Regions from separate parts of the Mus musculus genome. Here region 2 is linked to region 1. The links are chromatin loops, found by intact Hi-C in ENCODE. Cell type or tissue: gastrocnemius. All regions are shown on one strand.

Region 1 (2,500 bases):
CTCTGGGCCATATGGTATACACGCTATTATAAAAGTGGACAAGTACAAGAAGGGTCAGTACTGTGTGGCTCCATGTTTTGATTCCTGTGGCCTTCAGCTATCAAAGATTGCAAACACAATGATGAATGGGAAGAAGAGAAAAAGAAAACTCATAGGACAAACTGTCAACCAATTGTCATGGTTTTCAGAAATACAATGAGTATTAGCTTAGGCATTTCTTGTTATTCAACAACAAAGAATTAAGATCTACTTTTCTGCCAAATAACGTTGACCAGTTATATGGTACCAAGAAATGCCCCTGCCCCTCCCTATAGATCATTCACAATTCTGGGAATTCTAAAGGGTATTCTGTTTATCTGTTTATTCACAATGTCCACACGTATTGATCTCTCCTAAGCAACTTCCATCTTAATTCTCTTCCCATTAACAATCCTGAATATTATGTTACACCAGGAAGCGAGGTCAAACACCTCCAACTGGATTCCAGTCATTCTTGTAGCCAACATCTTCTTCAAAATTTATTCAATTTTTATCACAAGCCATGTGGTTCAAAACACTTCAATTTTATTCAATTTAAATGAATAGAGTAAGTCAACTTTTTCTTAAACAAAACTTTTAAAGAATATTCTACCATTTTACTTAGGAGCTCAGTAAATATAAACTTTCAATATAAAACTTTATATATAAACACCTTAACCTTTTATTTTAAAGTTGTACTTTGCATCTCTTGTTAATCACTGAGCTCATGAAATTCAAAGCCATACAAATCCTTACATTAACAGTCATAAGCTTGAAACTCTTAAAAGACGACCTTGATCAAAGCTTTGGAATCCAGTAAAAATTAGAAAACGAGTGGCCTTCAGAATACCCTGAGCGTACACCAGCACTTCACCAGGAAACATAGTCGATCTTCTGTCCAGAAAGTGGGGCTGACAGTCAAAAAGAAAACAGAAGGGGAATCAGGAGCAAGTAAAATTCTGGCTGTATTACACAAGCACGAAAACAAAATTCCTTTGGAGAAAAAAATTTGTAAGTCTTCGGAGGTCTTCCAGACCGGTGAGGTAGAGTCCGAGAGGGAGAAAACGCACGTGTCCCTCCAGGTTCTGGAGACGTCTCCATCCGGGTTGGGAAGCAAAGGGACTTCTGTCGCGGGTCCGGCCGTCCCGTCTGGCCGCGGGCGTGGGGGCCGCACCTGTCCCGATCCTGGACCGCGGCGCCGCACCGCATCCAGGGGCCTAGTTCGCGCATAAAGTGCACCAAAGGGGGCCGGTTCTGTAAACATTCGACTGACATTGACATAAGTCCGTTCCAGCGCGCGGAAGCTTCCCCGGGCGGCGGCCGGCAGGAGGCGCCGCAGCGCGCATCACAGCCGGTGCACCGGGAAGCGGCGCAGCCTCACCACCGGGTCCAGGTCCACTCGCAGCACTTGGCTCGCCCTGCGCCGCGCCACCGCCAGGCTGCGCTCGCCCCACACGTCGTCGCCGACGCGGATGGTCGGGAAGCTGGTCAGCGTCGGGGTGGCCGCCCTCCAGATCTCCTCCAGGGTGCGGCCCCCGAAGCTGGATGCGGGAGGCCCGGGCTCCGCGGCCGCAGCGGCGGGGCGCGGCCTACGGGTGTCCGCGGCAGCCCGAGCTCCACGGCGCCTCCTCCTGGGCGTTGCGCGCGGGCGCGGCCGGCGCGCGGGGCGGCTGTCGGGCGCCGGGGGGTCGGGCACCAGTGCCCGGCACGAGGAGTAGCCGTAGACGTCCTTGCTGCGCAGGATGTGCGGGGAGAACTGGTGCTTGAGGCTGCAGAGGAAGCTCCAGAGCTCCGCTTCCGAGCTCATGAACTCCGTGCTGCTGGGCATGAAGAGCTTGAAGGCGTCGCCCAGCGCCTCCGTGCTTCCGGCCAGCGACAGTTGCGACCGCGAGTACACCACCTTCTCCTCCAGCGCCTCCAGCCCGGCCCCTCCTTCCGCTCCGTAGCCGCCGCCCCAGGCAGCCCGGGGCCGGCGCCGCCGCCTCTTCACGCCGCGTCGCATCAGAGGCCGCTCGGGACCGCCCGCCGTCCCTGTCCGCGCCCGGCTCGGCGGCGCTCGCCTGTGCTGGCGCCTTCCGCCCGGCGCTGCTAGCCTGTGCTGGCGCCTTCCGCCCGGCGCCGCTCGCTACTTTTCTCGCCTCGCCGCCCCTCCCCCTCGGGGCGGAGGACGCGCTGGTTGTCCTGTGGCCGGGCTAAAGATGGCGGCAGCGGCGGGCGCCCACCCCGGGGCTTTGTCATTGGACGGCGCCCGCCCCCTCCCCTGGCTTCTCTTTCTTCTCTTCTCTTGCCTCCTTTCGCCCTCAGCCTTTCTTTAAATGGGCCCGCCTTAGTCCCCGCCTCCCACGGCCTCAGCTCCTCCCATTGGGTGCTCTCCGAGTGAGGGGCGGGGACTGATGGGGGAGAGGCCAGTTCGTGGAACATGGTGGCTGTGGTGGGTGATGGTGAGGCCCTGGAAGGCCAGTCAACCATTGGGTGGATCCAT
Region 2 (2,500 bases), 260 kb before region 1:
ATTGTTAGATGTTCCATTTCTGATCTTAAATTGTAGTGGTGAGCATGAAATTAATATATCTCCACTGATAATCAACAAAGAAAGTACCAAGGGAACCCAGGAGAAATGCGCCAGTTTTAAATGATATATTAGCATCGTTCAGTATAATTTTTCAAATTTTGTCTTCAGACGTCACAGAATATTTCTACAATTAGCTCAAGTGCTAACAATGATAGCTGCTCTGTACCCCCAAGGGAAAAGAGTCCTACCTCACTAAAATTGGAGATACAGGAATCTACTGTGTCTTGGCGAGCAGAGGTACAGGGAAAAATTGTGTAATTTGTGGGAAGGGGATTGATGTTTGGGAAGAGAACGGATCTATACCATTCCTAGTTGCAAGGAGTACAGGGTTGCCAGGAGCCATTCCAATCCTCCTGGCTCCAGGTCTTTCATGAAGAAGGGATCAATACCACCAATGGTGTCTCCACCTGATGCCATTTTTTCCACTTAAGTCTTTGGAGCCTATGGGTGTCTATCTGTCTGCCAGATAAGATGCTGCAGTCCTTCCATAGTGTTTTCTAAGCATCTACTTGGAAAATAGCATTCTTCCCAACACTTACCCCAGTCCTTGACTATTTTATGAAAGAGCTTACATTTAGTGTGAAAGACAGATATGTGTACAATAAGAGGATGGATTCCGTGCAAGAACATGAGGGTCAGGCAGGCAGGGTACTGTTCGCATGAGAATGTTGAACAAGGCATTGCATGGACTGGATACTTGCCAGACACAGATGAGGAAGAGCAGTCCAGCTAGAGGGAAGGATGGAATAAAACCCAGCGAGATGAGGAAAGAGGTATATTTGACACAGCAGTAATGCCAGTGATATTGAATTAGTAAGTGTATGTCTGTATGTGTACAGGTTATGAGACAGGTTAGAAAGTTCCCTGTGTGCCACATTTTGGACTTTATATTTCATCCCATGGCTAATGGTGTGGACTTTTCAGTAGGAAGTCATGGTCAGTTCTGATATCCAAAGAAGTGACAGTGGCAGCAGTGGGGAATAGAGAGGGATGAGGCTAGATACCCAGGAGTCAGTGTGGAGTAGCTGAAGTTGTCTCAGAAATCCCAAAGAAAGTTAGTTTACCAAGACAGGCCATGGCTCAACTGTGATAGTGCATATGGTCATGAAGAAGAAGTCTTCCGTGGCAATTGTTCAATTGATTGACAGGATGAAAGCTTGACATTCTAGTGGGTGTACACAGGCTATCCTCAAATGAGATTCAAGGAAGTTGTGTGCTTAGAAACACTACTAACAAGTCTGTAGAGGAGTCTCTTCTCCCTGGCTTCAAAGGGATGATATTTTTTAAAGGGATGTGTTTGTTTAGCAAATGGAACTTTTGATCATGGAAGGGACCACACAAGCGGAGGGGAGACAAGACCTTCTTTGTTCACAATTTCTCTTCTGTTGAAAAAGTTTCTTTACCGCTTTTGTGCTTGAATTTTTCCCTGCTATTAATCTGCCACCTTGTGGCCTAATGAGGAATTTCAATTTTAAACTGAGAGGAAGGACTAAGAAGTCAATATTCCTTTCCGAGAACACAAACCCTGCCATAGCATAGCGCTGGCTGTGAAAAAGATCAAAGGAGAGCAGAGATACCCCGCTACTATGTAACCCCTTCTTCCCTGCTCACCAACGACGCTGTGGGATAGGAATTCACAGGGCAAAAGGAAGAACAGAGTCACAGGCACTTAGAATTCTGTGTGCTTTTCATCCTACAAAGCGATAGCTTGGATAGTGTCTTCAAATTTTAATGGAAAGTTTAATTGACCTAAAAGTTAAATAATCAGGTAAGATTATCATTAGCATCCAAAATACTGTATAGAATCATAAGACAACTTTGCAAACAGATAACAATTAGGCATCAAATAATCACTCTGTAAAGTGAAATGAATGACGTATGTCCACATATGCCTCTTAGCATCCACATGGCAGGTCACAGTCATCTATAACTCCATTCCAGGAAATCTGACACTCTCTTCTGCCTCCGTGGACACCAAGCACACACACACACACACACACACACACACACACACACTATATATATATGTGTATATATATATATATATATATATATACACACACACACACACACACATCCAGGCAAAACAATAAATAAATACACATACAAAATAAAAATAAATAGATCATTTAAAAATAAAAGGCCAGTTAAGTCACCTAGGGACTAGTATGTTTCTGAAATTTCTACTTTGATATCTTTATTCTAATCTGACTCCACAAATGCCCATGAGTTCTTTATTTTCTTTATAGCCAATCTTCTTGTTTTCTTGGTCCAGGCCTATTATTCTTAAATACTGTTACACAGAATACTCTGTGTTCTCCTCCCAGACAGCCATATTTTTAATTTCTCTCTCTCTCTCTCTCTCTCTCTCTCTCTCTCTCTATATATATATATATATATATATATATATGAATAAAGTGGTCTGTAAGCTTCTTTCTGA

What was found. A loop is a pair of places that touch in the nucleus more often than their neighbours do. Peaks named below come from ENCODE experiments on the same cell type or tissue, not always from the same donor. Only the 100,000 strongest peaks of a DNase experiment are listed, where the experiment ranks them.
Region 2: it touches region 1 in a loop (4-fold over the local background); 4 of 42 quality-filtered maps call a loop at or near these places.

The regions. Positions count from the first base shown.
Region 1 is chr12:32,378,504-32,381,003 of GRCm38, reverse strand. Ccdc71l (coiled-coil domain containing 71 like) reads right to left here and starts at 2,215. Exons shown (of 1, transcript NM_001162903.1): 1 at 1-2,215. The coding sequence starts at 2,020. The coding sequence ends at 1,364. In gastrocnemius, a CTCF peak has its summit at 1,363 (motif pointing right); DNase peaks (open chromatin) are centred at 1,412 and 2,253; H3K4me3 peaks cover 2,500 bases; H3K27ac peaks cover 2,077 bases.
Region 2 is chr12:32,636,636-32,639,135 of GRCm38, reverse strand. No RefSeq gene overlaps it. Among named protein-coding and RNA genes, the nearest start is that of Gm33380, 56 kb to the right of the region's middle. In gastrocnemius, a CTCF peak has its summit at 1,509 (motif pointing left); a DNase peak (open chromatin) is centred at 1,552; H3K27ac peaks cover 1,462 bases.